Linked DNA regions of Homo sapiens: region 1 is linked to region 2. Evidence: chromatin loops called from intact Hi-C (ENCODE). Cell type or tissue: MCF 10A. All regions are shown on one strand. Each heading gives the region's core, and the rest is flanking DNA. Links, peaks and the distances in the headings are about the cores only.

What was found. A loop is a pair of places that touch in the nucleus more often than their neighbours do. Peaks named below come from ENCODE experiments on the same cell type or tissue, not always from the same donor. Only the 100,000 strongest peaks of a DNase experiment are listed, where the experiment ranks them.
Region 1: it touches region 2 in a loop (7-fold over the local background); 1 of 110 quality-filtered maps calls a loop at or near these places.

What each region holds. Positions count from the first base shown.
Region 1 is chr6:2,684,920-2,702,023 of GRCh38, forward strand. It overlaps MYLK4 (myosin light chain kinase family member 4), which reads right to left. Exons shown (of 13, transcript NM_001012418.5): 3 at 7,865-7,940; 4 at 3,932-4,037; 5 at 564-657; 6 at 377-486. Among named protein-coding and RNA genes, the nearest start is that of MYLK4, 57 kb to the right of the region's middle. In MCF 10A, for the core only: a CTCF peak has its summit at 10,739 (motif pointing left); no DNase peak of the experiment used is centred there.
Region 2 is chr6:2,525,268-2,542,371 of GRCh38, forward strand. No RefSeq gene overlaps it. Among named protein-coding and RNA genes, the nearest start is that of LINC02521, 100 kb to the right of the region's middle. In MCF 10A, for the core only: no CTCF peak of the experiment used is centred there; a DNase peak (open chromatin) is centred at 6,774.

The DNA.
Region 1 (17,104 bases), core at 9,538-12,037, 160 kb after region 2:
TCTTAGCCCTAATCATCACCAGTTGTTGACATGACCTTTGTATTAGTGAATATGTTGAAAGTAAGATGTAGCTCAAAAACCACTTTCCTCCAGGTTGCCCTGGCTAATATTTAAGCTTGATTTTTGACAAACAGCGTAGATACAAAGCTAGATCTACTTGGTCCCACTACTTCTTAGCAATAAAATCCCATATGGAGATTTGTAACCCCAAGTGTTTCCCTTCTAGAACTGATGTGATTGTGTGATCCGCGCGAATCAGAGTCTGCGGGGGCGAGCTTGGTTCTGGTCCCGCTACAGCAGGACGGAGCTACTGAGGCACGGTCACGGTCATGAGTGCCCTTGGGGAGGTCAGGGAGGGGGCGGAGGGGATACGTACTACTCCATGACCAGGACAATGTCGTTCTTAGACTCGAAGGCATCGTACAGCTGGATGAGGTTCGCGTGGTCCAGCTGGTTCATGACGCTGATCTCGTTCTTCACCTCCTCCTGAGAAGCAGGAAACAGTGCATTAGTGTGGTCAAGATGGGGCGGGGAGGGAGGGGACCACCTCCCACAGGCTGTACCTTGTCCTTCATGCCTCTGGTCTTGATGATTTTGGCTGCCAGCTTCAGACCTGTGGCCGTCTCCTCACACTTGTGAACCTGGCCGAAACGCCCTCTGCCAAAAAGAGGAAGCGGCGTAGCATGAGGCCCTGTGGTCAGCTGCCGAGTGGACAGCGCACAGTGGCCCCAGTATTTCTCCTGCTGAGTCTGGATGAGCAGCCCTCTGAGGAGTTCTTTCAGTAAACTTCTAGAGCAGTATTTGTCAACATGTGGTGTGTGGATCACTTGCATCAGAATCACCTGGGAGCTGTTAAGAAAGCAGGTCTCGGCCGGGCACGGTGGCTCACACCTGTAATCCCAGCACTTTGGGAGGCCGAGGCGGGAGGATCACGAGGTCAGGACCAGTCTGGCCAACATAGTGAAACCCCATCTCTGCTAAAAATACAAATACAAAAAATTAGCCAGATGTGATGGCATGTGTCTGTAGTCCCAGCTACTCGGGAGGCTGAGGCAGGAGAACGGCGTGAACCCAGGAGGCGGAGGTTGCAGTGGGCCGAGATCGCGCCATTGCACTCCAGCCTGGGCGACAGTGCAAGAATCCATCTCAAAAAAAAAAAAAAAGAAGAAAGAAAGAAAGAAAAAAAAAAAGAATCCAGGATTCTGGGCCCTACCCCAGACCTCCTGAGGCAGGAATCCAGGGGTAGGCCCCAGAATCTGCATTTCAGCACATTTCTTGGGTGATTCATATGCACCCTCACATTTGAGAACCACCTTTACAGACAATGCAGAATCCTTCTGAATACATATGAATGTTATGAGCTGGGCTTTGCCAGCATATGAACAAGAGAGCCCACCTTCAGATATATAAAATTATTTTTGGAAACTGCATATGTAACAATACTGCATATACATCCATATAGTCAAGACTGCATATTGCCAAGTCACCTATGAGCTTGAATATAAACACAAGACAGCTTCTTACCTACGTAATCACATACAGATGTGCACACTTGTGAGCAGTTTTAAATTTAATTTGCTTAGTTTGATTTCTTATTTAGTAAAATAAGCTAGAACACGTGTCCCTGCTCTGCAATGGTGGATGTCACAGTAGGGAGTGAGGAACAGCTTCCCTAGCAACACAGTGAACCCGAGGCAAGCCCTATGACAAGGCAGAGGACTTCAGCGATGAAAGTCATGGCAACGCTGGGCAGATGCAGGGGCACTGGCGGCCGCTGCATCCTACTGTGGGGCTGCACACCCAGCACAGAGGCAGATGAATCTTGGAGAATGACACAGGATTACCATAAACGTAGCCACGGCGTGACTTCAATTCCAACCTCTGCTCCAGATAGAGTCTCTATGGGAACACACGGACACAGCCCCAGCCACCTCTTAATTGGTTGTTATGGAAATGGTTTCTCCCCTTCACTAGCAATGGCCGCAGAACCTCCTGAGCCAGCAGTGGTGCCCATCACTGTCTGACTTCCCGGCTCCCTCAACCTTCTGACTCTTTCCCCTGATTTATTGTGCAAGGGCCCTGAAGGTTGAGGCCAACTCCCAGGATTCATGCTGGTTCAACACAGTGATAACCTTATGCTCATTGAACATGGCAAGCAGGGATGATGGATACCCTCAAGGCCACAGGGCAGGAGACGAACTCCCAGGAAAATTCAGGGGCCTGCCCCTGTGGGCAGGGTTTTTGGGATCCAGTGGTCCTTGGCATGTTGCAATATTTCTGCCAAAAGTAAAAGATAAGTTGCTACATCTTGAACCTGCTACCACTTAAAAGGAGGTGCAGCACTTGGTGATGTCTGCATTTTGAAGGCATCCACGCACATTTGATCATGCTCCTCTCACTTATTTGCTGAGTGAATTACGGCTGCCAATTTTGGTGAAGCCCATAACGAGAGCTGACGGGCAGCTGGTCTAGACTGCAGTACCAAAGAGAAGATCCCATGGTGCCCAAACAGACAGAAAGGAAGTTTCAAAGGAGCAATTGACAAACCTTGACCAGAAAAACAGCACAAACCCTGGGAATTCTTTCAAAGCTTCTTCTGCAAATAACTATTCTCGGTTAGAGAAATAGTTGCTGGCTTGCCACTGATGTCCCTGAAGGCCCAAATACCTCAGGCTTCCATGGAGCCAGTTCATGCTGTGGAATTCCTGTTTCTCCCTCAGCCCATCCCCGCAGTCTCATGGGGCATTCTATGAGATCAGCCAGATCAGGAAGGGAAAGTCCAGGTGGTTCCATTCGGCACAGGGCAAAGAAATACGGAGTGGGAAGAGGAGGAAGGGACTTCACAAATATCAAGGACTCCCTGAAGACCACTTGCAGACGCCTGAACTGCAGTAGCGATGCGTGCTTTCCTTGTGTTGGTGAGTACATTTTGTATGTATACGTGCAGATGTTCTGCTTTCCTCTTCCTATTTTACACAGACATGCCGATGGCAGCAAACGTTATAATTTAGACTTTGAGTTACAAGATATCACGGGGGGTTGTGAAAGAAGTAAACGAAGAAGAACACCCTCTCCCCACCCCCAGCAGGAAGCGGGTCCCTGATGGACTTTAATTTTCCTTCTGGTTTTTTTTCTTTTCTTTTTTTTTCTTTTTTTTTGAGACAGAGTCTTACTCTGTCACCAGGCTGGAGTGTAGGGGCCTGATCTCGGCTCACTGCAGCCTCCAACTCCCTGGTTCAAGCGATTCTCCTGCCTCAGCCTCCCGAGTAGCTGGGATTACAGGCATGCGCCACCACGCCCAGCTAATTTTTGTATTTTTAATAGAGACGGGGTTTCACCATGTTGGCCAGGATGGTCTCGAACTCCTGACCTCAAGTGATCTGCCCGCCTCAGTTTCCCAAAGTGCTGGGATTACAGGCGTGAGCCACCGCGCAAGGCCTTTAATCTTCCTTCTTTAGGGAGAATGTGTGTTTAAATGTCCCTAAAATAAGTTATTTGCTGAGCAAAGTAATCAATTGAAATGAATAATAGTAATTAATATAGTAACAACATAAATGAAAAACCAGCAGCAATGACAGAAAGACCTAATACAGGCCACAAAAACTACACGCTGTTGACTCATTTCTATCTTCTGTCTCCTGGAGGCTGCACTATGGCTTTGGACAGCTGGTCAACCTTCTGGTGACTCACAATGGGTTTTTCTTTCTTTTAGACATTACAACATGGGAAGTAAAGCAGATAATAAATGTGGAGTTTAGTCACCACATTAACCTTTCTGGCATCAGTGACAATTTTCAGAAATGGTTACTGTTTCTTAAAATGTTTGTTTCTAATGTTTCTAGTTCTCAGGTCAAGACAGGCAGACATTTACGAAGTCATTTGCACGCTCTCTTCTTTTGTTGAGAGAATATTAACATTCAGCCTTACTCACCCTCCTAGGATTTCTGTCTTGCTCACAGTATAGAAGCTGTTGACCGCTCCTTGCTTGGCTGTCACAATACGATGATCAAATGGGGCCGGAGGAGCCGGGATGTCAACTAGAAGGTGAGAGAAACAGAAGGGCAATCTGTCAAGAAGTCTGACCTCGTTAAGGCAGCAAGCCTGGGCCTCATAGTAAAAATGTGCTCATTTAATAATAAAATACAAGGAGCCATCTGTTTGATTCCTAATGATCCAGGGATATAGATTTCCACTTGAGATTATGAGCTGTGACTCATAAAGGTGATCCTGACACCTCTGAGAAAGAGTGTCAGGGCGGCTCAATGGTTGTCCATACCATCTTCAGGATCACTTTTAGAAATGTCAAAATAGTTGAAAATTTCCAACCCAACACAGTCCAAACAGGTAATACTTCCAAGCCTGAGACCATTCAAATTCAAACATGAGAAATTGTTTGATTCATTTTTAAAATGCATTACTGATATAATCCATTATTTTAATTATATCAGAGACAAAAAAGAAAAATGAAACATTTCTTCATGTTGTTGAAATGCTTGATATTATATATTACTTTCCAAAATGTCTTAGACTTTATTTAAGACACATTTAAGGCACAAAGATGAATTTTTCCTGGCTGGCTGGAAATAAAACACCCAATAAAACCAGGTAAGTGTGTATTCAACAGAGATCAAATTTCTCCCACTTTCTCCCCTTCCACCTTAAGTGTTTAAACGCTCGTCCACATCAGCACCAGCTCTAACATACAGAATTACTCAGGGATATTCCTCCCAGTATTCTTTCACCTTTCCATGACTACTGCTGTTGAAATTGGCTTGCCATGAACCTGCTCATTCTTCGTTAATTCATTTACTAAGCAGCGACTGCATGCATACAATAAGAATACAAAGGGAGGTAAGTAAATAACAGCTTTGCTTTCAAAACACTCTACATTTATTTGACATATGTTTCTTGAGCATTTACCTTGTTCCAGGCACTCTGCCAAGTGTTAATATTTTTAAAAATTCAGATAATATAAATCTCTGGGAATCTGATTTGATATGGACATCACCTCTCAGAGCCTAAATATGCTGAAAACTGAAGTCACCAGAGAAGCATCTTGATAACATTCACTGTTTCAGATTAATAGAGGGAGTTAAATACACAAGCGGCATCGAAATGGCATTATATCTCCTGCAGGCTGTTAGACTAAATGAAATTTAGTCTGTAATGCTTGCTGGAGAAGGTTAAAAAGCCTTAAAAGGCCCATACAAAAGCCATTTCCTACCCAGTGGGGTCAGGCCGTCTTGCCCTCGGGAGGTCTTCATCCCAGCAGACTCCCTGAGTCGGCCCCGGGAGCTCCTCAGCTTGCCTGGCTGCCTGTGTCTTCTGACACGTGTGTTCTTCCCCTGTGCCGACTATGTCTACTCTGCGCCTTTTGCTGTCCTCGTTGACGAGGCGCTCCTCTGCCACTCCACGCTTACTGCTGCCCGGGCACTCTGTCTGGTCAGCATTCCAGAAAATGGATCCTACTGCTGAACTTCCAGGGATTCGTGGGGGTAGAAATGGCCCTTATGCTGCTGACACACCTGGGAAGTAAAGTCCAGTTGCAGCTCTCAAAGTTTCAAGAAGAAAACATTCAGATGGTGGAAATTCTTTAAGAAGGTTTTCTTAAAACAGTGTTTTGGTGACGAGGACGTGAGCTCCGTGATAGAGGTGACCATTTCGGGGCTTGGGGAGGAAATGGAGCAGCACGCTCCCCATCAAGTCTATGGGTGTAGAGAACCAGGGTCCCAGGGAATCTCACCACTGGCCAAATCGTGACCCCAAGTTATTCCACTGGAACTTAACAAAAGCCGTCATTTTATGAATACCTAACTAATTTGATCTTCATTTTTTCACTTCCTTTCCTTAGAGAGAAATTATTAAATTATAGCATGATAAAAGAAGCAATAATCTCTCTGAATCTTTTTTTTTTTTTTTTTTTTTTTTGAGACCGAGTCTCGCTCTGTCGCCCAGGCTGGAGTGCAGTGGCGCGATCTCGGCTCACTGCAAGCTCCGCCTCCCGGATTCAAGCAATTCTCTGCCTCAGCCTCCCGAGTAGCTGGGACTACAGGCGCCCGCCACCACGCCCGGCTAATTTTTTTGTATTTTTAAATAGAGACGGGGTTTCACCGTGTTAGCCAGGATGGTCTCCATCTCCTGACCTCGTGATCCAACTGCCTCAGCCTCCTAAAGTGCTGGGATTACAGGCGTGAGCCACCGCACCCAGCCAATCTCTCTGAATCTTAACGGCAGTGAGACTAAACCTTTATCAGTGGAAGAATTGACCTAATTTCCATTTCTCAGCAGCTCTCGACCTTACTGAACACATCTGGCAGTGTTGAAGTTTCTTTCTTAGCAATCATTAATATTTATGCTTAATTCTTGGAAAATTAAATTTCTCCAAGATGAGGTTTCAGATACATTATTAAAAAATGAACTAAGAATTATGTTTTAAATCCCTAAAAAAGACCACACAAGTGGTTTGATACTTTTGGTTCCAAATAGATACTGTGATATGTGATTACTCATAACTTAGAGTAGTTCATTTTAATTGGCTATAATATTACCTGAATCTATAAGTGAAACTGTGTAGTTGAGAAAGAAAGTCATTCAATAATCTATGTCTTACTTCATCCTCACAATATTTGGGAAAATAGGCAATTTATTATTTATAATGGAGTAGGTAAGCTTTTTCAGATTTAGGTTTTTAACTTACGGATAAATCTAGTCATTATTTAATTCTTGTCCTTAGGAAGGATATGTTCTGTATTGCTAAAAATGAAACTGTTTTACTTCATCTTTAAAAAATACTGATTCCTGTGGGCACTATTAATCATCATCTTTGTCTACCAGTTGGTAGAAAACATAGAAAATAACAAAATGCCTGAAAATATCACAGGCAAGAAGAAAAAATAATGGCTAGAAAATGTGGCCATGAAAAATTCATATAAGCTGGAAAACCAAGTTATAAATCATTGCTTCAAACTCTCTTCATTTATCCTTTCAATAAGGCCTTAAACCGCAATGGCACATAGCTCTAGAGAAAACATTGCTGTGGATACGCAATGCTGTAACCCTACCTTTCGTGAAATTGGTCACCATTAGTTTGATACACGTATTGATTTTTATTTTGACATTGGTCCAGCACTGTCTCATGTGCAGTTGCCAGTTCTCTTTTCTCCTCAGCTTCTTATCCACTAGTATCTTCCTTAGAATGAAACCCGTTTCTCTCTTCTTCAAACACTGGGTGTTCATTTTTATCTGCAGTGTCTTGCTGTTCATTCCCAGCACTATCACTTTCCTGTGTATTCAGGCTCTCTGTGCATGAAATGTCTGTTCCATCTATATTCTCTCTTGGATTTATAGAATTTCTTGGAGCAAAATCTTCTACTTTGTCTTGTCTTTTTGTGTGAAATATGGCAAAACTTCTATGAACTAGAGAGGCATTGGTCTTCTCAGCATTTTTCTTGTTGAGTTTATTAACCTTTTCTTTCTCAGAGGAGAGCTGATTCTTCTGGGTAGATCTCTCTAGAAGCCACCATAGGACACAAAATATTTTAATGGAGAATGCAGGTGATCAGTATAATTTTGGCTTTCTATAATGGCATCTTTATCCAGGTTTCTTTTTATCAGCAGATATAAGCTTTTAAAAGCTAAGTAGAAGGAAATATGACCAATTGGGTTCCAAAAGATTTTCTTGTTTGTAACTAGTAAGACCCAAACACAAGCAAAAAAAAAAAAAGGGGGGGGGGGGCATTTTTTTATAAACATCACTTCTTCCTGCACAGGGCTTTATGAATGTGCAACTTCCTCTGAATAACAACAGGACTTTTATAACGGAACTTTCTTCATCCATAACTATCTACTTTTCTAAAGATGTTACCTGCGAGGGCTGATGTCCTTTTGCTTTTGACGGGCATCCTTTCCGTCAGGTCGGCGTTTGACCACACCTCCTTCGCCTGTGGAGGCACAATTGAGTAATTGAAGTTACATATCACATCTGGGCTTTTCAACCTCAGCACTCCTGACACTTGCGCTGGATGATTCCGTGTGGTGGGGAATGTCACGAGCATTACAGGACAGCAGCATCACTGGCCTCTATCCACCAGATGCCAGTAGCACCCTCCCTCCCAGTTGTGATGACCAAAAAGGTCTCCAGAGATCTATAAATGGGGAGCAAAATCACCCGTCACCCCAGGCTGAAAACTACTATATTATATGATTCAAACATAGAAAAAAGCCCAGTAAAATTAATAGTAATGTAGAGGGCAGAACAGTCTGAATTAATGAAAGCCTGTATAGACTACAGTATCTGAAATGAGCTCACTATTTTCAAAGAAATTCTGTAAAACTGTCATTATGGGAAAAAGCCCATCTTCATGAATAGATGAAAGGATGTTAATAATGTGTGCATCACCCTTGACCTCTGTGTAAGTTGTCTTGATATGGTTGACATATAAATCAAATAGAAATGAGAGGATACATGTGAATGGGCTCTGTAAACCAGAGAGTAGGAGATGAAAGTCAGCTTTATAAATGGAACCTTTACAGTGCTTAGAACAGATGGCCCTTTTCCTAAGTGGATAAACATTCTTCTCACAGTCCTGGAGTATCTGAATTAGTTGAGCAAACCGTTAGCTAATGTACCCCATATAAAAGGGAAACATTAGCCCAATCCACCCAAATTATCACAACTTCTAAAGTTTTGCATTATAAATTAATGACATTGTGTGGATGTCCAAAAAAAGTATTTATTTCCCCTTTGAAACACAACATAATCTGCCTTCAGCTGATTTGCAAGCATGAAACACCATGTAAGTTCAGAGCACAGATATCAAGACAAATTGCAAATGTGCTTTTTTTTTTTTTTTTTTGAGATGGAGTTTCGCTCTTGTTGCCCAGGCTGGAGTGCAATGGCGCAATCTCAGCTCACTGCAACCTCCAACTCCCGGGTTCAGGCGATTCTCCTGCCTCAGCCTCCTGAGTAGCTGGGACTACAGGCATGTACCACCATGCCTGGCTAATTTTTTGTATTTTCAGTAGAGACGGGGTTTTGCCACATTTGCCAGACTGGTCTTGGACTCCTGACCTCAGTTGATCCGCCTGCCCCGGCCTCCCAAAGTGCTGGGATTACAGGTGTGAGCCAACATGTCCGGCTGCAAATGTGCTTTTACACAATGCAGGGGGCAGCTCCATGGATTCAGAGTATTTCCGTTTTTTAGATGGTGAACTTAAAACATAAAGGCATGTTTAGTAAATCTGTGGAAAGCCAAGGCTGGAAGTGAGAGCTTCAGAGTTTCTCTTTAAGTGAAAGTCCAGAGACGGCACTTGCCTACTTTTCCCTCTGCAGGGACAATGGGCTGCCGCCTCTTCAAACAAAGCTGATTGCTCCCTCCTCTGTGCTTGCACAGAACTCAGCACATATCCCCACCCCTGGTGTCCCTTATAACACTTTAAGCCTTTTTTCCTGTCAATTTCCCACTAGACTGTGGACTTCCAGTGGGCAAAAAGACTGGTTCATCTTTGACTCCCTGGTGATTACTTCAGAGACCAGTACGTAGTGATGATGATGATGATGATGGTAGTGGTCATGGTGGTGGTGGTGGTGGTGGCGGTGGTGGTGGTGGTGGTAGTAGTGTTGGTTGTGGTGGTAGTCGTGGTGGTAGTGGTAGTGCTGCTGGTGGTGGTGGTGGTGGTGGTGGTGATGATTGTAGTGGTGATGGCGGTTGTAGTGGTGATGGTGACGGTCATGGTGATGATGGTGGTAGTGGTGACAGCTACCATGTATTGTGCACACACATTATGTACCACTCTTCTAAGCACTTTGTTTAACTGGTTGCTCCTGCTAACAGCCCTTTAAGATAGATACTATTAGCCCCATCGTACAAATGAAGTTGGGTAATTTCCCAAGGTTATAAAGTTTAGAAATGGTAGAGCTAGGATTCTGACCCAGCTGTCTACTTCAGCCAGTGCACCTAACTACCACCCTATACTGTCTTTCTGGGGAAAAAAAAAGATAGAAAGACTATAGCCAAGTTACATGATTCCTATTTATTGAGATCTACTACATAGTTGGCACCACAGGAGATAAGAAAAATGATTAAGAGAGAAGGTCATAAATCAAAAACAAATTAGCAGAGTGAAGAGATAAATATTTGTCGAAAGATTACAATTAACATGGAAGAGAAGCAAAAAAAGGAGAGAATTTAAGTCCAATTTTGAAAGCATATATCCAAATTAGTCGAATAAGACAGTTTAACAAATTGTGTTTAAGGTGTTTTATAACTGTCTTTCAGTTCTTCCCTTTTGAAATGAAAACTTCTGGTGTATCAATAGACATTGTGCTTCTGGGTTTATTCTGTGTGGCATGAATGCAATGATATAAGCATACGTGGATTTAATAATGAAAACTGGTATGTATCAGTCAATTTCTACTCATAAAAGTATATAAAATTGAGCAGCTGGCTGTAAGACTCCATGGAGCACTGATAGATCCACGTTTGCCCCTGAGGCCATCTGAGTATCAGGTGGAAAAGTCCACATGCTAACCCAATATTCTTTGGGTTCGGAGTTGGACTTGACCAACAGGAGAAGCTGTCAGTATTGAGGAATATAAGAAGCCAGCTTCCAAGAGAGGTTGCTTTTTTCTTTAGTAATTATATATCACATATGTTTTTCCATTTAAATAATGTAAGAAGGCCTTTATTCATTGCCAAAGGCTGTTATAGTTTCATTTCCCTATGTAATACTGACATCTAGAGGAACTTTGAACCGAAGAGTTTCCAACAAACAGAAGTTGTATTCTCCTGTCCTTTCCAGGACAGACGCTGTATTTCTCCTTTTCTTTTCAGGACTGCAACCAAAAATATGAAACATTTTTACTTTGTATTTCTAAGTTATGCCTAGAAGTTGCTAAAATAGAAAGCTCAAGTTTGTAGATACACCTTGTTTATTGTCCAAAAATGAAACATGTCTTCTACCGATTAAAGAGCACAGGACCAGTGCTCTTAAGCATTAAGTTTCTGACCCAATCCTGACCATCCCCAGTTAATGGGATGAAAACCATGTCAGTGACTATATTCCTCTGCTGAATTCACATCGATGGCTGGGATGAACCTAAGGACCTCTTTCATGCAAATTCACTTAAAAATATTTCTATATTTGCATATGGATTTCTTTGGAACTATTTACCAATTCCTTTTATAATAATTTATCAGTGGATGTAGAATGACACAGGGAAGAAAGGCTAAGTGGTCCAGATGTCCAAGTATTCAAAACACAGCTTAGCTCTCTCCACTCTGTCTGGCTTCCTAGACTGGTCTCGTAAGTGGGATATACGTACCCAGGGAGTGTCCATAGTAGTCCTTTGGAGGGTATCAAGGACATGCTAGAACTCATTTCAATTTATTCCATTCCTTATGGATTGAATGTATCCCCCCCGACGATATACGCACACAAATTCATATATTAAAATCCTAACCCTCATGGTGATGCTATTAAAAGGTAGGGCCTTCGAAGGTGACTAGGTCATGATTGGAGAGTCCTCATGAATGGGATTAGTGCCCTTATAAGAACCAAAATGAAAGTTTGCTCACTCTTTATGGGGAGAAGCCCACTACACACTAGTAACGGGGCCCTCGCCAGGCCCTGGATCTGCCAGCAGCCTGATTTGGGACTTCTCAGCCCCCAGAACTGTGAGAAATAAATGTTTGTTGTTTAAACCACCCAGTCCAGAATAATTTGCTATAGCAGCCCAAGCTAAGACACCATTCTTTTAACATTTATATTTTACATATGTTTTTAAAAATATATTGATACAATTGGACACATATAAAAGTATCTCTGACATATTAAATGTTATTTATAAAAATAAAAGTGCAGCCAGGCGCAGTGGCTCACACCTGTAATCTCAACACTTTGGGAGGCCGAGGTGGGCAGATCATGTGGTCAGGAGTTTGAGACCAGCCCGGCCAACATAGTGAAACTCCATCTCTACTAAAAATACAAAAATTAGCTGGGCCTGGTGGTGCACACCTGTAGTCCCAGCTATCAGGAGGCTGAGGCAAGAGAATTGCTTGAACCCTGGAGGCGGAGGTTGCCGTGAGTCAAGATTACGCCACTGCACTCCAGCCTTGGCAACAGAGAGAGACTCCGTCTCAAAAATAAAATAAAATGAAATAAAATAAAATAAAATGCATGTAGTGGTTATCAATGTATATAATTATAAATAAATATATCGCGGAGTGCTTTAAAATATTTTACTGATGGCAGCACAAAATCAAAATAATTTGGAGACAATTGTAGATAACACCGTGCTTCACACTCTGATTTTCTGAAGTGTGTTTTGGAGCAGGATCATTCTAATTAGTCGGTTTGAGTGCAAGAACATAATTAGAACTATCAGCTCAATTCTTGCAAACTCTTTTTCTCCTTCTGCAAAGTACTGCTTTTAAGAGTTCAGTATTCATCGCTTGCGTGCCAGTTTTGATTATTTAAGCAATTTCAAGTCAGCACTTTATCCTCTTTTCTCCGTTAACCATTACATTTACTGCCATAGGATCCAGATTTGAACAGCAGGGCGGCATCGGTCCACAGGCGTGTGCCGGCTACCTGGGCATGAGTGCGCTCTCGCCCTGCGTCACAGACCTGTCCCAGTACTACATCAAAACCCTACTTTTCCTGAGAGTGGCGGAATAGCTGAAAGGGAAATTCATTCAACTGAACAACATCGTCTAATCCTTCTTTCATTCCCATTCAATAAAAATCATTTAAAAAATCAATGGTAAAACGGATTTGTCCTTGAAAGAACATAAAGGCTGAGATAAGGGCTGCTCCTCTGGACCTCAACAATGCCACCATCGTTTTCCGTGTTACTGCAGCGTTCTCAATGTGTCTGTCTGCCCGCTGGCATACGGACCCTTCTCTTCCCCTTCGTTTCCCCAGCACCGAACAGAGGGTAAAGTTCTGAAGTGCTTGGTGAAGCAATGCGTGATGAAGAAAACAGTGCTTTCTGGAATGGCACGTTCACTGTGAGAACACTCTGTCATCAGGCTGCACCCCTGAAAAGCCAGGCTGCCCTGGGGGCCATCTCAGATGCATCCCTGCCACGGTGGCTCATATCCACAGCCCTGAATTTACATAGCCGATGGCCAGCAATATCAACGGCCATGCATTTTGGGATTACAGTTGCTGCAGAAAATTGTGTTCATAACATAACATATAGAGAATTCCTGGTTCTTTTTAAAACTGTTGCAAACAGGCCAGATAGAAGAATGGAGGAGAACAAATATTTGTAATAATTTGTAGCTGTGACCCACAGCCTGGACTCTGATGGTGGCAGGTAGATGTTAGAGGTCGGCCACCCTGTCCTACAGCTCTGTCCTCTACTGCCAGGCTCAAGTGTTGGTCTTTTCAAACCTCCTCAGCTCTGAACGTATCACCCACATGGCCTTTCTACAACAAGGGGGTTATCAGGATAAGAAAACTCGGAAGTGTATTTAAATTCTAAAAGTTCAGTGTGAAAAAGGAATAGCCTAATGGAATAAATCTGACCAGTCCTGGGCTCCGCAGAGTCTTTTCTTGCTAGCAGAGGACGCTGGGTCATGTACCCTGAATAACAGTTTTGCATATTACTGTTTGTGGAAATGCCAAGATGAACAATTTTTGGCCATTTTACCTAAGTTCTAGAAATATCTAAACAAAAGTATAACAATTTATAATGACTTTATTAAACTTGGATTAGATTCCTAATGGGGGAGAGAACAATAAATAAATCCTACAAGAATACAAAGAGATGAATTTTCAGAAGAAATATGAAAACATTTTCTTGCCTGAGCATAGAAGATACTTCTAGAGATTGTTTGTAAAGCAAATCTATTTCCCTTCAACCTCAGCACACACTCAAACTCTCCATGTATGAAGCGAGAAAACCCTGAAGTCCTGGGTGATAAAAGGAATTCTCACTAAGCAAAGCCTGTTTCATGGTCTGTGGGGACTGGCATGGCTCAAGGCAGGACAGAAACTGACTGACCAAATCCAGAAAGGGAAAGTGTTCACCTGTTCTCAGAACTCAGTAAGTGGATCCTCCCCAGGCTGCTGATGACATCAGGTGGAGTCAGTCACCTGAGAAAATAACCCCGCCAGGAAAATTAAAGCCTTTCCATGCACCCACAATTATGTGCACAGTGCTTCACTCGGAAGCCAAGTAAATGGGACCCTCCAAGTACATAGACCAAGAAAGAGCCTGAAGTTAAAGGTGTGGATTTAGGAAAGCCTAACTGGATCATCCACTGAATGAAGATGCACGGATAATTTTACTTTATTTTATTATAATATACATTGAGCTGTATCATAAGAGAAAGCATGCTACCACTTTTCTTTTCTTTTCTTTTTTTTTTTTTTTTTTTTTTGATATGGAGTCTCTCTCTGTCGCCCAGGCTGGAGTGCAGTGGCGCAATCTCGGTTCCCTGCAACCTCCATCTCCCGAGTTCAAGCAATTCTCTGCCTCAGCTTCTCCAGTAGCTGGGATTACAGGTGCCCCCTACCACACCTGGCTAATTTTTTTTTTTTTGTATTTTTAGTAGAGACAGGGTTTCACCATCTTGGCCAGGCTGGTCTTGAACTCCTGACCTCGTGATCCACCTGCCTCGGCCTCCCAAAGTGCTGGGATTACAGCTGTCAGCCACCATGCCCAGCTGCTACCATATTTAACAGCCTCTGCTAGCAAGAAAAGACCGTGTGGAGCCCAGGATGGTCAAATTTACTCCATCAGGCTATTCCTTATTGACATCAAAACTTTTTATAAATATACTTCCAAGTTTTCTTATCCTGATAACTCCCTTGTTGTAGAAAGGGTTATATGTTCGGAGCTGAGGAGGTTTGAAAAGATCAGCGCTTGAGCCTGGTGGTAGAGGACAGAACTGTAAGATGGGGTGGCCAACCCCTAACATCTACTGGCCACCATGGGGGTCCAGGCTGTGGGTCACAGCTACAAATTATTACAAATATTCTCTCTCCTCCATTCTTCTATCCAGCCTGTCTGTGTAAATTTTAAAAACAACCACTTAAAATGAACAAATTAAGAATCTTCACCTACCTATGTGGCCACAGTGAGTAGTTCGATAACACAGATTTTATTTTCCCCCATCTTATACCCATTGGATGTGCTGACACCTTATAATGAGTCTGATATTGTTATTTTCTTCCCACTGCCACCTTACCTGTCCTCCCCACAGAGAAAACGCTGAGTCCTCTGACTTGAGGCCGCTCTTTCTTTCCCTCTCAAACTCGCATTGCTCACCCTGCCGCCCCACCACCCCACCTGTTTTTGTTATCCAAACTGTTCTAAGTTCTAATATGTGGCTCTCAACCATCTGGGGATGTTGGACACTATTAATGCCTGGGTCCTCCCCTGAAGATTCTGATAAACTGGGTCTTGAGTGGGGCCAGAACACCAGTGTTTTTTAACCCACCCACACCCCAGGGATTGTAAAGTACTAAAAGGGAGGGGACCCACTTCCTCTGTCGCCTCCGGTCACTCTGGCCTTTGTTCTGAGGCCTTCTTACCAGCCAGGCTCCCTCTGGTCACAGATTGGAGCAATTATAACAACACTGGAATCCCTCTTCCTCCCCCCGATAAGCAAGGTCTTTGATCCTATCCAGGATGGACTATCTAGCAAACCACTGCCTCCTCCTTATCCTCCACCCAGGGATACGTGTGTGGAAATGAGGCCAAGGTAAACGGCCCTGAGACCCATAAAACCTCCCTCCAAAAATGATCTATGGGGCATCCTGGGAGGGCAACAAATAAAAAATCCAACGTTGCCAACCATGCCTCTGGTCCTCTGCCTGAAAGCTTTCTGCCTTGCTTCTTGGCCAAAATTTAGTAATTGAAAGTGATTTAATTCCTCCATTAAAATGGAGGTAAGCAGAAGAGAGGAGGACTCAGGCTGAGGTGGAGAAATATCACCTTTCAGGGCATAGAAGTATTTATAGCACTTTGCGTAAAAGTATATCTAAAAACTATACATCAAGGGATGCTTTGCCTTCTTGGGATTCCGTCACCAGAATAGCACCTGAGCACTTCAAAAACTGTGCAGTGAGGCTACTAAGAAATTGAGAGCGTGAGTGCATGTGTGTGTCAACCGACTTCAAATGGAATCACAGCTCCTCATGTTCATTTCATTAAAATGAGTCTTACTTTGTAAAATTTCCCTTTCATAACGCAAGTCCAAACCTTGGAATGTTTTCGCATGAAGTTTACAGTGTTTCTTCATCACCCAATAAAACTCTTTGATTTCTTCCCGCCGCAGACAGTTTTAAGAGCCTTCATTTCACATGGGGTTCTCGGTATGCTTTTTAATTTTTATTTTAAGATCATTTTTTATCACTTCATCTCCTGTCTCCCACTCTGAGCCTAAGTTCAGTTCGGCCTCCCCGAGCCCCACTGCCTCCCTGCAGTGGGGCACGCCGGCCGAGGCTCAGAGGGGCTTGGTGTTTCCTAATGTGAGGCGAGGTGTGGTCCCCTGGACTGCAGGAATATTTAGAGATCTGCGCTTAGACTCAAGGAGTAAAATGCTTAACCTCCTAATGGTTTACCTTTCTGCATCTTCCCCTACACAGGAAACACACACTGCAAAGCAAAGTGACTTTTGAAAAGCTACCTCTGAAAAGCAAAGAGATACTACAAAGCTCTTCAAAAATGTCTCTGAATGAATGAATTTGTCTGTAATACAAACTGCGTAGGTAAAAAACTAATCAGTTATGACTGTCCCCAACATTTAGTCGCCTGGTCCAGTCTATGCAAAGTGGGCTGGTGAATCCGCAGCAGCAGCATCTCCTGGGAACCTGCTAGCAATGCAGAACCTCAGAACCTCAGCCTCTCCCCACCACCCACCCAATCAAAATCTGCTCTTTAACCAATGGCCAGGTGGTTCCCATACATGTTAGAATTTCAGAAGCGTTGACCTAGTTAATATACGTCATGAATTGGTGCGAAGAATCATTTTACAAAATATGTGTCCCAGCCTCGTGTGTCTATTTACATCTTGCCTCCATCCACAAGGCGTCTGAAGAGCTAATCTCGTACTTGGGTAAACTCAGAGGGAAGCCAGTGAGGAGCGGG
Region 2 (17,104 bases), core at 5,679-8,178:
TAGGAAGGCTGAGGCACAAGAATCAATTGAACCTGGGATGCAGAGATTGCGGTGAGCCAAGATTGAGCCACTACACTCCAGTCTGGGCGATAGAGCAAGACTCAATCTCAAGAAAAAAAAAAAAGAAAGAAAATATGGTACATGCACACCATGGAATGCTATGCAGCCATAAAAAAGAATGAGATCATGTACTTTGCAGTATCATGGAAGCAGTGGAGGCCATATCCTAAGCAAATTAATGCAGAAACAGAAAACCAAATATAGCATATCCTCACTTATATGTGGGAGCTAAACGTGGGGTTAATAAATACTGGCAATTCCAAAAGAGGGGATGAAAGGAGGGGAAGGGTTGGAAAACTACCTATTGAGTACTATGTTCACTACTTGGGTGACTGAATCATGAGTCCAAATCTCAGAATCAAACAATATGCCCTTGTAACAAACCTGCACATGTACCCCCTGAATCTAAATTTAAAAATAAAAACTTTTAATTTTTTTTGTATCTCTTTCCAGAGTTTTTAAGCATAAGTGTTAGCAAACACAAATATATATTATTATCTCCCCTTTCGGTTTTACGCAAAAGGAACATACTATGCACATACTTTTCTTCACCTTGCTTCTTCACAAAATTTTGTATCTGGATATATTTCCATATCATAGGTATAGAGAGCCTCTTCATTAAAAAAAACTGTATGTACCATACTGTATTTAAATAAACCTTGCTAATGGAAATTTTAGAGGTTTCCAATCTTTTATTACTACCAACAATGCTGCCATGAGTTACCTTGTAGATATATGTCAGTTTTTTGCACATGTGCAAGTATATCTGTAGGATAGTTACAGAAGTGAATTACTGGGTCAAAGGGCAATATGCATTTGTAATTTTGTTTTATTTTTATTTTGAGACGGAGTCCTGCTCTGTCACTCAGACTGCAGTGCTGTGGCGTGATCTGGGCTCGCTGCAAGCTCCGCCTCCTGGGTTCACGCCATTGTCCTGCCTCAGCCTCCCAAGTAGCTGGGACTACAGGTGCCCGCCACCACACCCAGCTAATTTTTTGTGTATTTTTAGTAGAGACGGGGTTTCACCGTGTTAGCCAGGATGGTCTCAATCTCCTGACCTCGCGATCTGCCCACCTCACCTCCCAAAGTGCTGGGATTACAGGCGTGAGCCACTGTGCCCAGCCACATTTGTAATTTTGATAGCTGTTGCTAAATAGACCTTCACTGGGGCTGTAGCAATTTAGACTCTCCCCACAATGCATGAGAGTGGTTTCCCCACAGCTTCTACCACGAGAAAGATTAGCAACTTTTGGATTTTTGCCAGTTTGATTTATGAAAAATTACCTCGCAGTATAGTTTTACTTTGTATTTCTCTGATAATAAGTACAGTGAGCCTCTTTTCTTATGTTCAACAGACAAGTACTTTTCCTTTTTTTTTTTTGAATTGTCTATTCATATCCTGTGCATGTCTCTACTGGGTCATGGATCTTGACTCTGTGTTTTTAACACAATTGAGAAAAGTTAAGCACTATATATTATTTTGGGTCTAAAAAATTCCATTGCATTTTTAATGTTGTAAAACTTATACTAAGTCTGCCGTTTTAATACTAGTAAATATGTCTTACTATACTACAAAATACTCTTTGTTCAGAGGCTGAAATTAGCAATTTCAAACATGGCTCATATGTATGCGTGTGTGCATATAATGATGTCCTTCTTATAAAGTCACATGAGGCCATAAAACTTTACTCCAAAAAGGGAAACTGAACTCAAATGAGGTCTCTGGAATATAGCTATTCTGAGGCTTAAAAATAAGGTCCCAGATTAGCCTAAGCATCGCTCACTTGAAGGGGATAGCCTTTTTAATTATTTTAAGCCCATTTGTTGAACAGTTTCCAGTCTAAATCATTAATATCAAACCAGATTCCTGCGTTGGCTATTTGATTAGTGTACAGTGCATTATATGTGTATTAAACTCCACTTTATTAATGATTTTTAAAAGCACACTAGACATGATGAAATAGAATGTCAGAGCTGGAAAGACCTCTGTCATCTTGTCTAAACCCCTTGCTTTACATAAGCTATTAATATGGGTTTTTGGTTTTTACTCCTCTCTCCTTATTTTTCTTCAACTTTTAAAATGTTTTTAATACTTGTCATCCTAACATCTGGTTATAAGTACCCTTAACTTCCATGTTGTATAGATAAAGTCTTTCTTGCCTAATTCTTGGCTACTCTAAATTTTAGTGGTCACTAGAAAAAGTTCTCTATGGCAGAGGTCTATTTTTTTAAGTGGATAAGCTTCAGTTTCCCCATGGGTCAATTAAGAAATTTTTATTAGAAGTCCTCTAAAGTTGCTTCAGCTCCAACCATCTATAGGCCTATGAGAGAATAGGATGGATTCTTCCACTTTCCCTAAGGAAAGGGCTGCCCTGCTTTGGGGCAAAGTTAATATTTCTGTGTAGCTTTGTTACATTCTATTTCCTGAGGTCATAACAGTCTGGGTTCCAATTACATTCCTAGAATAATGAGCCTGTTACAGTAAATGAACATTTTCAAGTGCAACTGAATAACCACCTATTGAGTGTGCTGGCACCTAATAATTTTCCCCTTGGCAGAGGAAAGAAGTGGGCATTTGGGTAATGGGAGGTAGTTTGTGAAACGTGATAGAGAAAAGGATGATGAGAATCTGAAGCAGCTCTCCACACCTTGCAGGGCCTCTGCTTAATCAAGGCAGCTGGGAGATGAAGGCGATGGACCCTTTCTGCAAAGGTGGAGGCCCCTGACTCTGCACCACCTCAGGGTTGGCACTAACCTGACCCCAGAAGTCATCTAATCCAAGTTTGTCTCCTTTCTCCTTTTTAAAGTTCTGATTGATATCAAATGACAAACCAGTATCCCGACTGTGTTAGATGAGAGCTATCTCAAAGAAAGGGGCTGGGTCAAGAAGCCTGTGTTGGGAGAGTAAGCCTTAGCAAGAGATATTTTTTAAAGTGTTAAAACCATGATTTTCAACAAAACGTGCTCTATGTAACAATATTTATTGCCCTTTGGCTTTGTGGTATTTTCATATGGTTTTTATCAAGGGAACTTTGTGACTGGACATACACAAGGCAAGCATTCTGTTCAAACAGCAAAAAGAACATTGGTCCGTGACCATTAGCGTAGCAGGTCCTGATGAAGGAATTCCCCTCAATGAGAAATGAGGCAGGCCCCCAACCAAGGACAGAAAGGAGGAACAGTGTCAGGGCATTGTCATCCACAAATAGCTATGTATATTTTTTTCTTACCAAACAATTCCTAATCTTTCAGACTTCCACATCATATTGGAAAGAACAGTATGTCTTTTCTGGCTCCACAGTTTTCTCTGTGAATTTGCACAAGCTCCCTCTCTGTTCTGTATCAAGGTGGACTACCCGAGCTCAGTCAAGTAGTAGCTCCATTTGCAAAAAGTGTGCTCAAAACCAGATGCAGGACTGTTGCTAGGGCAGATTCATGAATCCTCAGGTACATGGTATCCATTTGGTGGATGTATTTTGTATTCCTATCAGAAAAAAAATGGATCAGGCACCATTTGTATTCACATGAAAAAGACAACAATATGCATTCATATTTTTGCCCCAGAACCATGTTAGCTTTCCTGCTCTCTGTATTAGTCCAAGGAAATATGGACCATTGGACATCCTACAAAACATTATGTTGATTTTTTTAACTTGATGACATCACACTGATTGGCCAGGACAAGCAAGAGATGGCTAGTATATTGGTAAGATACGTATGTTTCAAAGGGTAGAGGATCAGCCACATAAAAATTCAGGGGCCTGCCATTTGAGGAAAGTTTTTCAGTGGTCAGGAGGGTTGCCCAGATATCCCCTCCAAAGTAACAGATACACTGCTACATCCTGCATCCCTACGGCAAAGGAAGTACATTGCCAGTTTAACCTCTTGGAGTTCTTCAGGCAACACTGCACACCAAGGATAGGCTCTGGCCCTATACCAGATGGCATGGAAGGCTTCCAGCTTTAAAAATGGGGCCTGAAGCAAATCCAGACCTGCCATGGGGGCCGTATGAGCTGGCACAGATCCTATGGTATCAGAGGTATCAGTGGAACCAGATGCTGTGTGAATTTGTGCTGAACCCCAGCAGATCAATCAGCACCTGCCTCTGGGGTGCTGGAGCAGGGCCATGCAATTGCATCCGCAGTAGGGCACTGCACACCTCGTGAGAGACAGCTCTTGGCATGTTACCAGGCTCTGGGGGAGATGGAACGCACTTGACCATAAGGCAGCTGCCCACTACAGGCTCATTCATCAGACCGATTAAGTCATAATGTTGGCCCAGCAGCCATCTATCATTGGATGGAGATGGTACATCTGGATCAAGTCTGAGCAGGACCAGGGGAACAGCAAGCTGCATGAGCAGGTAGAACAGACCCGCATGTCACCAACCGTAGCTCATCCCTGTGGCCAGTGGGATCCTCTATGACCAGCTGTAGGAGAAATTTAGTTAGAGACCGTTAAACTTGGAAAGCAGGTGCACACCAGAAATAGACAGTGGCTGCGTTGCAGTCACATTCAGGAGTGGCCCTGGAAACAGTGGGCAGAATTGTGTGGTACACCTGGTCATCCACTTTATGTGGAAGGAGAAGTGGCCTGAAGTGGAATATATAGTTTTCTGGGTTGTAAGAAATGGTTTCACCAGCTGGTCAAGGGCATGGGAGGAGAAGGAAGACAAGATCAAAGACAAGGAGGTCAAAGACAAGGGCATCTGAAGTCAAGGTGTGCAGCTGGGGAGGGGACATGAGGAATTCAGCTTTTGTATTGCTTGTTGGTGTCCACCATAAACCATACACTGCATAAGGAAGAAAACAAACGGCTCAACCAGTTCAGGCTGACGAAGCTTTGTCCCTGAAGCTAGTACAATGAGCATGCAACTAGAGCAGCCATGGTGGGTGCAAATGCTTGAATTTTTACTTACCAGGCTAGTCTAGCTACTGCTGCCCCTGGCTGGCCAACGTGCGAGCAGTAGAAAGTTATGCTGAGCCCCTAACATGATACTATGTTTCAAGGAAACCAATCGGCCTCTTGTTGCACGATTTCCATCCTGGAAGAGCCAGCAAGTTTTCTTAACAGAAGTAGATGCCTCTTCAGATAGGGTTTGCCTTTCCTGTCTCTAGGGCCTCAGCCAGCACCACTATCCAGGGGCTCACAGAATGCCTGATGCACAGGTGTGGAACCCCACACAGTGCAGCATTCAACCAGGGGGCCCACCTCAGAGCAAAGGAGCTGCAGATGGGATCCCCTGGTTTTATCACTTCTATGTGCTCCAGAAACCGCTGGCCTCGGAAAGTATAGAATAGCCTTCTAAAGGCAAAACTGAAGCGTCAGCTCACTGAGGGGATAGGGTACCATCCTTCGGGACACAGCATAGGGATTAAACCAGCAACCCTTGTATCGCGCATGCTGTTTCCCCAGCAGGGGAGGAAGGGCTGCTGCTACACAGCGGAGGCAGCAGGAATATGTGCAGCGCTCAGGCCATCCACCCAGGGACCCAGTTGTAACCAGGAATGGCAACGTGCAGCAACTCTAACCTGAAAAGGACACGATAACCAATGGCTCAGATCCCTTAGAAACAAAGGTTTGAGTCACACCACCGGGCCACCAAGACCACCATGGTAGCCATAAATGAAGGGAATTTAGAATGGATAGAGGAGAAGGGCTGATGAGTATCAACGGTGGCAAGCAGCAACCCCCTGCAGTGGTAGGGGTGTGGTTCACCCATGTATTAGTTGGGCTCCTCTGGAGAAACAGAACCAATAGGAGAGAGAGAGAGAGAGAAACAGAGAGAGAGATTTATTACAAGGAATTGACTCACGGGATTATGGAGGCTGAGAAGTCCCATGATGTGCTGCCTATAAACTGGAGACTCAGGAAAGCTGATGGCATAGTTCAGAAGAGATGTCCCTGCTTAAGCAGTGAGACAGGAGCAAAAGGAGTGAATTCCTCCTTTCTCTGCTTTTTGCTGTATTCAGGGCCTCAAAGGATTGGAGAATGCCCACCCACACTGGGGAGGGCCATCTACTGAGTCCACTGATTCAAATGCTAATCTAATTTGCTAATCTCACAGACACAACCAGAGGCAGTGTTTAATATGGGCACCCCGTGACCCAGTCGAGTTGACCCGTAAAATTAACCATCACACCCCAATAACCTCCCTCTTCTAAGTCTTGTCTCAGGAATAGCCCCCTGGATCATGGAGTAGCCACTCCCCAGACATGCATGGACATGTGGATTCACATCCCTCACAGTGACATATCTCTTAGAGGTCTCCTTCAAGAAAACCTGCTGCAGAAAGCACAGTTGACTAACAGCCTCAAGCCACAGTCCCTTTGGATCCACCATGGTGGTCATATTGAGCCTGTGTTTCCCCCAAGCTACATCCAGCCATTGACTGAACATGGCAGAACAACTAAATCTGGCTCATTCCTGCCAGAAATGGGACCCTAACCATGGACAACCTTTACTCAAAGACTCCTCATCAGCTTTCCCAAGACTTTCTCTGATTTTCAGAGGACCTGAGCTGGTGCAGGTTATAGGTATCTGCAAAGACAGGAAAGTAAGTTAAAGATGAAGTCTGTGTTCAGCTTTGAAAGAAAGGGGTGTTATGCTATCTTATATTTTACATGTGTAGTCACCAATTTACTGAGGTTTTTAGTTTGTGGAGATACAGTCATGCATTGTGGTTAAGAGCATGGCTTCTGGAGTTGCACCAACCCTAGCTTAGTCACTCATGAGCTCTTTGGCTTTGGACGATTTGTTTAATTCCTCTGTGCTTGGTTTCTTTATATGAAAACTGGGTGTATCAGCCAAGGCTCAGTTGGGGGATAGAAATTACACAAGGTATTGATTTGCATTTCCTTGATGATTCGTGATGTTGAGCGTGTTATACTTCAACATAAATTCCCACTGGTTCACAATGTAGAGCACAATATACTTGGCCATTTGTATGTCTTCTTTGGAAAAATGTCTATTCAGGTCCTTTGCCCATTTTTAAATTGGGTTATTTGTGTTTGCATTTTTACTATTGAGTCATATGTGTTCCTTATACATTTTAAATGTAACTCCCCATTGGATTAATGGTTTGCAATATTTTCTCTTACTCTGTAGTTTGCCTATTCATTTTGTTGATTGTTTCCTTTGCCATACAGAAGCTTTCTAGTTTGAGGTAGTTCCACTTGTTTATTCTTGCTTTTCCTGCCTGTGCTTTTGGTGTCATATTCAAGAAATCATTGCCAAGAGCAATGCTAAGGAGATTTTCCCCTATACTTTCCTCTAGGAATTTTATGATCTCAGGTCTTACATTTAAGTCTTTAATTCACTTTAAGTTTATTTTTGTGTATGGTTTAAGATAAGGTCCAATTTTATTCCTTTGCATGTGATTAACCAGTTTTTCAGCACCATTTATTGAGAAGATTCTCCTTTCCACATTGGTACCTTTGTTGAAGATTAGCTATACATGTAGGGGTTTATTTCAGGTTCTCTATTCAGTTCCATTGGTTTATGTGTCTGTTTTTATGCAACAGTAGCAAACTGTTTTGATTACTATAGCTTTGTAATGTAATTTGAAATCAGGAAGTGAGATGCCTCCAGCTTGGTTCTTCTTGCTCAAGATTGCTTTAGCTATTTGGGGTCCTTTGTGGTTCTATATGCATTTTAGAATTTTTTTTTCTATTTCTTTGAGAAATGTCATTGAGATTTTGATAGAGCTTGCACTGAATCTGCAGATCACATTGGGTAGTACAGGTATTTTAACAGTATTAATTCTTCTAATTCATGAATGTGTAATATCTCTCCATTTATTTGTGTCTTCTTTAATCAAAACCACAGTGAGGTATTACCTCACACCTGTTGGAAAGGCCGTTATCAAAAAGTCAAAAGATACAGGTGTGATGGCTCACACCTGTAATCCTAGTATTTTGGGAGGCTAAGGTGGGTGGATCACTTGAGCTCTGCAGTTCAAGACCAGCCTGGGCAACATGGCGAAACCCCATCTCTTAAAAAAAAAAGCACAAAAAGTGAGGTGGGAGGATCACCTGAGCCTGGGGAGGTCAGGTCTGCAGTAAGCCATGATCGTGCCACCCAATGTACTACCCAATGTGATCTACAGATTCAGTGCAAGCTCTATCAAAATCTCAATGACATTTCTCAAAGAAATAGAAAAAATAATTCCAAAATGCATATAGAACCACAGAGGACTCCAAATAGCTAAAGCAATCTTAAGCAAGAAGAACAAAGCTGGAGGCATCACACTTCCTGATTTCAAATTACATTACAAAGCATTCCAGCTTGGGCAACAGAGTGGGACCCTGTCTCAAAAAACCAAAAAATTAAAAATAGAGCTATTATATACACAATGGAATATTATCTAGTCTTAAGAAAGAAGGAAATCTTGACATTTGCAACAACATGGATGAACCTGGAAGACATTGTGCTTAGCAAAATGAGCCAGGCACAGAACATTAAGTGCTGCGTTGTCTTACTTATATGTAGAATCTAAAAAAGTTGAACTCATGGAAACAAAGAGTAGAATGGTGGTTCCAGGGACTGATGGCTGGGGCAAATTGGAGAGGTTGCTCAAAGCGTATAAACTTTCCATTGTAAGATAATAAGTGTTGGAGACCTAATGTACAGCATGATGACTATAGTTAACAATGATATATTTTATATTTGAAATTTGCTAAGAGAGTAGATCTTCAGTATTCTCACTACACACACACACACACACACACACACACACACACGTAACCATGTGAAGTGGTGAATGTGTTAATTAGATTGATTGTGGCAGCCATTTCACAATGTATATGCATATCAAAACATTATGTTGTACACCTCAAATATATACACTTTTTATTTGACAATCATGCTTCAATAGATGAGAAAAAAGAGATAGTGTGCAGGGTACTTTCTGGCTTGAACAACACAGTCCTGGAGGTAAGAAGTCCAAGGTAAAGGTGCAGGCAGGGTTGGTTCCTTCTGAGGCTTGTGAGGGACAATTTCTTCCATGTTCTCTCCTAACTCCTGGTGGTTTACTGGTAATCTTTGATGTTCCTTGGCTGCTCTCTCCTTCAGCCTCACAGGGCAGCTCCTCCTGTGTGCACATCTCTGTGCTCAAATCTCTTCTCTTTACAAAGACATCAGTCATATTGGATTAGGGTCCACCCTGATGACCTCATCTTAGCTTCCTAATTACATCTTCTATGACCCTATTTTCAAATTACATCACATTCAGAGGCACTATGATGTTAGATTTCAACATACGAGTGTGGCATGGGACCGAATTCCACCTCTAAGAGGTCAAATAGAGTCAAAACAGACCTCTAAGTAGGATGTGGAACTTGGCTGTTGCTAATACCTCTGAGATCACAGGAGGGGTCCCTTTGGCCTGCAACCCAGACCCCTGGGGAGGGGACACATGTGCTGTTGCTGATGACTCAGAGGGGATGCAATGACACTGATTCTGCAAATACTGAAAAAACTTCAAATGTGATTCAGCTGTTGCTACAAGAAGAAACTGCAGCTTCCAGATTGAAGAAGTCTTGTTGGGATAAAACTCACAATTGCAGGCAAACAGGAAGCCAACAGGAAGGAGCAAATCCCTTCTTCTTCCTCCTCTTCCGGTCTCTCCCCAGTCATACAGTGTGCAAAGCCTAACAGGGAGTGAGCTGGAGTGCAGACGGTGGTTTGCAGAGCCCTTGCTGCCGCATGACAGAGAGGCTAGAAGGAGGAGGTTGGGGAAGGGGCCAGGATTGCAGTCTACCCCTCTGTCCACTCACCTTCCAGACACACCCTCTTCTATTTGGAATTTCATACTATGACAAAACCAACTCTGTGTTTTCACCTGATGAGAGGCAACTATCCTTGGAACAAGCAAAGATGTTTCTACCCTCTCCACAAAATGAGGAAAAGCAGCACTCATGTCCAGCTCTGGGAGCAGGCTGGGAAAGGCACACCCTCTGTCTCTGTCTACGCTAATCAGTTCTCAGATTCAGCAACAATCCCACCTGCATATATTGTTACCTAAAACTAGACTGTAAAGTTACCTTACATCAAAACTTATATACATTAATAATATTTCTATAAATACATAAAAGGTAAATACAGCTGCTACCATTCCTGTATCTGTAACTGGTCATGGGATGATAGTTGGTATGATTTTAAACATCTTTATTGATGTATAATTCACGTCATAAAACTTGACTGTTTAAATGTACAATTCAGTGGTTTTTCATATAATCACCCAGTCATGCAACCACCACCATGAACACTCTAATCATCCCAAAAAGAAACCCCGTACCCACTAGCGTCGCTTCCCAGCCTACCCTCCCCCGAGTCCCTGGCAACCGCTTATCTATTTTCTGTCTCTGGAAAGACATGTGCCTACTCTGGACACTTCATAGTTCATATAAATGAAATCATATGATGTGTGACTAACTTCTTTCACTTAGTGCAGTATTTCCAAAGTTCTTGAGCTTTCTTCATAGCTGGCGTTATAATAACTTCATAAATGGCACAGCGGGTAATAATAATACTCATTCCATAGGGTTGTTATGCACATTAAACAAGTTATTACATGTAAATCTCTTAGAACAATGCCTGACGCAGTTAGTGCTTAATAAATTAGCCTATTATTGGTTGTTTCACGTGGTATAGAAATATTTATGGAGATAACAATAAAGGTGTTATGTTCTGGCTTTACTGACAAATCAGCAGATGCTTTTTAAAAAACAGGTACGTGTTTAAAAGACGAAGTGGTGAGCACCAAGATGCTTGATGCGAGTTGAGATTTGTCAAGTTACCGAGTTTCATGATGTATTGTCTTGTACGGGGTAAGGTCAACATACCCCTACTCTACTCACTCTATAGGAAGAAACGTAGGGTAACACTTCAAGATATTGTATTCTAATATTCCACTCCAAAGCACGGGTCCCCCAGATGTGTTCCTTGTATTGAAACTAAAATGTGTATTATATCTGTGTTTTTCTCATCTTGTTTTTTTTTTCTCCCCCAAATTAGGTTGCTGCAGTCTGAGGCTTTGTAATTACTAATATCAGAGGGATGAGGAGGGTGCTCGGGTACTCTCTTTGGAAAGGGAATCAGGCTAGAAATCACCTAAGTCTCACTGCTACTCTATCTGTAACTCAGAGTCATTTGGGAGGATTCCTTGTTTCCTATGCAAGAGTTGCCGGCACCTGCAGGAGCACCTAGTGGACTCATGTGAGTGGCCTGCTGGCCTCTGAGGAGGAGACAAGCTGTGGTCTCGAGGGAACGAGCTGTGGTCTTGAAGGTCGAGAGGGACTTGACCTGCTCAGGTAAGAGTGAGGTAAGCTCAGGACTGAAGCAAAGCTGAGACCCTCTGGAGCTGGCGGTCCCCATGCTCTTGGAGAGTGAGTGAGCTTTGGCCGGGCAGGTGTGCAGACTGCCCAGGCCCCCACTGTGATGATGGCTCTGTGAGGAGCAGAAAGAGCTCCTCTCTCACCTGCCCTCTGAGCACCTGTCTGCTGAGTCCAGACTCTGTGGGGCACCCAGAAAGAGCCTGGGAGGGGACGTCACCAGTTTCCCTTAGCTTCCCTTATCTCAGCACTTAAGACTTAAGGGCAGTTCTCCTGGCCTATAGTTTACAAGATTTCTTTAATGAGTATTTTTTATATTAACAGCATTGCCAAAAATGCCTCAACCTCTTCTCTTTAATGTAATATTTATATTTAGTAAAGGCAGTCTAGTTTGTTTTTATAATACATTTGTGTATTTAAAATAATTAAATTGGGGAGTTTTAATTCAACGAGTACAGAATTTCATTGTGGGAAGGTGTAAGAGGCTTGGAGATGGACGGCAGTGATGGTTGTACAATGTGAAGGTACTTAATGCCACTGAACTGCTCACTTAAAAATGACTAAGTTGCTAAATTTCATGTTATGGATATTTTATCATAATGGTTAAAAGAAAAGATTTAAATAAGGGCATTGAGTCAGACCTAGACATAAATGTTTGCTCCATTAATTAAATTGCTTATACTTTCTTTTTTTTTTTGAGATGGAGTCTAGCTCTGTTGCCCAGGTTGGAGTGCAGTGGCGCGATCTCGGCTCGCTGCCACCTCAGCCTTCCAGGTTCAAGTGATTCTCCCGCCTCAGCCTCCTGAGTAACTGGAATTACAGGCGCCTGCCACCATGCCCAGCTAATTTTGTATTTTTAGTAGAGATGGGGCTTCACCATGTGGGTCAGGCTGGTCTCGAACTCCGGATCTAATGGTAACAACTAGGGGGAACTTAAGGCTAGTTTGTTCAGAGTCTTCTTGGTGTTGGTGTCCCTCTGTGACATTCCTTCCTGTCTTCAGGAGACGAGCGAGGGAGAAGGAGAAGGTCAGAGTGACCTTCCTAGGTCTCATGACGTGCTTCACGAAGAAGGGAATGGGAAAGGGAGAGTGGCCTTTCTGCTTCTGTTTTCTCAAGCGCCGAGATGCCATATTTTGGTGTAGCATGTTCTGAACCCTGTCACTGTCTAAAGTCAGACTCTCCATCTGGGCCCTGGATCCCATCTCTTGCTTACTCAAGGACATCAGTCCAGCATCCAAGGAGCCTCTTTTCCTACATCATCAAATCTTCCTGCCTTACTGGATAATTCATATAAGCAAGCAGACGTGCTGTTATTTCTTCTGGCAAGAGAGAAAAAAAAACCTCTCTGGACTGCAATTTTCATTCTATCTATGGTTCTACTTTGCTGTCTTTTGCAAGAAAATCTCTCAGAAATGCTGTCCACATTTGCTCTTTCCAATTCTTGTCCTCTCATTCTCTCTTAAGTTCTTCCAACTGGGCTTCCGATGCCATCATTCTACTAAGCCTATTCCCTTCGAGGTTACTAATGATGTCCACATGGCTACATCCAATGGCAAATTCCTGGGCTTATCAACTGACTCCTCCTCTGACCCATTGGCAACTTCCTCCTCTTTGACACTCTTTCTACCCTTGACTTCCAGAACACTCCAGGCTTTCTGCCTACTTTAACTGGCTACTATTTCTCCGTCTCTTTTGCAGGTTTCTTCTCCCCTTTGGGACACAACAGTTCAGTGTTCTGAACTGGTTACATTCACCCCTGGATGATCCGATGACTTAGGTCTATATGCTGACAATTCCCAGATGTCTGTCTAGCCCAGATCGTCCCACAACTCTAGACTCCTATATCTAACACCTCCACCTGAATTTCCAACAGACAGGTCCAATTTAGTACAACAAAAGCTGACCCCACAGAGAGTCATCCCCATCTAGTTAATTGGTGACTCCACCCTGCCAGTTGCTTGGTCCAAAAATGTTGATGTTATTCTTGACTCTCCCACCACATAATCCAGGAAGAAATCATTTTGACTCTGCCTTATCTTCAAAAATATGTCAGAATCTGATCACCTCTAACTATTTGCGCCACCAATATGGCTTTCTTTTCTGGACTACTACAGTCAGTTTTCCAGCTGGGGTCCCAGATGCCACCCCAGCCCCTAAAGTCCATTATGAACACAGCAGCCATAGCAACTCCTTGAAGATGGGGCTCACACTATGTCACTCCTGTCCTCTGTTCAAACACTGTTCTCAGTCCTTCAAAAGGTCTTCAAAGCCCTGACCCCACCCCACCACCTCTCTAACTCATGGAGGTCCAGTGGATGGCTCTCCTGCTATTCCTCATCATTCCCGGTACTCTCTAGCCTCAGGGCCTCTGCCTGGAATGTGCTTCTGCCCACAACCCATATTGATAACGCCTTTACCTCCTTCCAGGTTTTGATCATCCCTCACCTTCTCAATGAGACATGCATGGCCTACTCTATTTACAATCCTGCGACAACACACCTTTTCCACAGCACTGACTTTGGAGCATACTAAATACTTATTGTTAACCATCTGCCTCCCTCCTGCTAGAATGTAAGCTCCACAGGGCATTGGCTTCTGTCTGTTTTCATCATTGATGTTTCTTCTGCACAGAAACAAGGTCTGACACATAGTTAATTGTCTCAAGAATATTGGATAATGAATGAATGCGTAAAAACAGCTATCAATTTTTGGTCTCTTCTCATCTTTATGCATTCTCTCATTTTGCGATATTTCATATAATGTGATTTTACATATATGTTTTGATATTGTAATAACAGAACTTTTATTCTTATTAATTTAATGTGAAGATTATATACATATTATATTGATCAACTTTTTCTGAAAAGGGCCAGATAGCAAATATTTTAGGCTCTGAAGGTCATGTACTATTTATCATGTATGTGTGTGTGTGTGTGTGTGTGTGTGTGTGTGTGTGTATGATGTACTAAATTGGACCTGTCTGTTGGAAATTCATGTGGAGGTGATAGAGATAGGAGTCCAGAGTTATGGGAGGATCTGGGCTAGACAGAGACATTTAAGAATTGTCAGCCTATAGACCTACATCATCAGATCACCCAGAGATGAATGTAAATAGAAAGGAGGTAAGGACTGAGGACCAAGACTCAGAACACTGAACTGTTGTTTCCCAAAGGGGAGACAGAACCCTCAAAAAAAGACGGAGAAATAGTAGCCAGTTAAAGCAGGAAGAAAGCCTGGAGTGTTCTGGAAGTCAAGGGCAGAAAGAATGTCAAAGAGGAGGAAGTTGCCAATGGGTCAAAGGAGGAGTCAATTGACAGGACTGGGAATTTGCCATTGGATTTAACTGTGTGGATGTCATTGGTGACCTCAAAGAGTGATGGTGTCAGAAGAGAGATATATACATCTCCCAAGTCTTTACGTTCTTAGCTTGTAGCTGTTTACAAATACCTGCAGACTTATATATTATGATTAACATAATTAACCTCATCATTGCACGTATTATTTCCAGTATGTTACTATTACAAATTCTATTCAATTAATAAACTTTTGTCACTTGCCTTTACTTCCAGTTTTTCCTATTTCATTGTTTTCCTTATTATTTTCCCATTTTCTTTATTATTTCTTTTATTATTTAAGAAGTCAAAGAACTATTCCCATAACATGGCATAAATTTATTATTTGACCTTTTAAAATTGTTCTACTATTAATATTTTAATTCTAAAACAATACATGCTCATTATAGAGAATTTGGAAAACAAAAATTTAAAGAAGAAAATATAAATCACTAGTAGATACAATACTCAGGAGTAGCCATTATTTTGTGGGCTTTTTCCAGTGATTTTTTTTTCTAAGCACATGTATATGTTCTTTAAAAATAACAAAATTAGGATAATACTATATGTATATACAAGTATTCTTCTTGAAATTCTTTTCTTAGTCATGAAAGCATTTTCTAATATCATTAGAAAACATGTTTTTTTCAATAGTACCATTTAGATGGCTACATAATGTAACATTAACATTATATAACAATTTATTGCAATGCTTTTCTGGAGTTTCTGACTATTTTTAGGTTGGATTCCTGAAGAAGAATTGTGCTTGTTTAAGTCTCTTTTTTACAAATGCTCTTCTAGAGAGGATGGACCAATACTCGGTCGTTTGAGCAATATGAGGTGGGGCTGTTTCTCTGTGCATCCCTCACCGTCAAACTAGGGACAGTGACAATTCAATCACTCAGTCACTTCTCAACATCCTGACCTTGCTGGATACCTGCTATGTCTTCTCTGATCTTTTACCTGTAGCGCAGCTTTTAAGAGCCCATGTTGTAGAATTACACAAACATAGGTTTAAATCTTGATTCGGCTGCTTAGTAGTTAGTCTGACCTCGGCCAAGTATTTACAGTACTCCATTTCCTCACTTCTTAAATGTGGATGTGATATCTACTTCATGAGCTGCTGTGAGGATTAAATGACACAATACAAGTAAAGTGCTCAAAACAGTAGTTCCCCTAGAAAGTTAGCTTGCCTTAGATCTAACTCCTTCTATGAATTGTCTCTCTCTCCCTCTCTTTCTCTCTCTCTCTCTCTCACACACACACACACACACACACAGACTCACACACTTGTTTTCTTTTTTTGAGACAGGATCTCACTTTGTCACCCAGGCCGGAGTGCAGTGATGCAGTCATGGCTCACTGTGGCCTTAACCTCCCAGGCTCAAGCGATCCTCTCACCTCAGCCTCCTGAGTGGCTGAGACCATGGGTCCGCGCCACCATGCCTGGCTATTTTTTGTAGAGACAGGGTCTTGGCATGTTGCCCAGGCTGGTCTCAAATTCCTGGGCTCAAGAGATTTGCTTGTCTCAGCCTCCCAATGTGCTGTGATTACAGGCATGAACCACCACACCCGGCCCACTTTTTAAAAAAATGTCAGACTTCTTTTATGACTTTTCTGGGCTCTTGAAATTTTCAGTTAAAAATTGTTTTGTTACTTCCAGAGAAAAACGTTTCCTTTTGCCATTAGTCTTCGGGTTTACCTGGTTGACCCTTGATGACAATCAGAAATTTATTTAAGATAATTTTATTGGTAGTTTTGATTTGTAAAGGAGAACTTCAGAGTTGCTGCTCACATGGGCCCTGCCCAGTGGTCTGCTACTTGGCAGGGCAGCCAAAGCATTTACACCTCCTGCAAAGCTTCAACCCCTTCCAGAGGAGCCGATGTCTAAGCTGAGAGGCAACTAGCGAGGTAGACAGGACTGAGAAGGCCATTCCCAAAGAGAGAGGAGGCAAACCAGAGGGAGATGGGGGAAGGTTGCAGCCAAGCTGCTGGGAGCTACAGCCCTGCCAATCTGCTAACCCGAAACTCCCAAGCGGGAGTCATGAGGACTATAGTGGGCAATTAGAACTCACATCATCACATAGCTCTGGTAGAGCACTAACTTCTGCCCATCTCCCTTTCTTTTTATTGAACTCCTTCAAATATGTTGTGACTAGAGCTTCTAAAGTGGAGACCGTTTTTCTGTCCTGTGTGTTTCTCGAGTTGAATGTGTCTCTCGGCTATCCGGGTGGGTAGGGGCATAAGCCAGTGACATACGATGAACCTACTTGACCTTCATGCTAAGATCCCTCTGACACTAGTTGAACAGTTAAACTTGCTGAACTGGTTCTCCCCAAATTCCTATGTTAAAGTCCTAAACCCCAGTACTTAAGAACG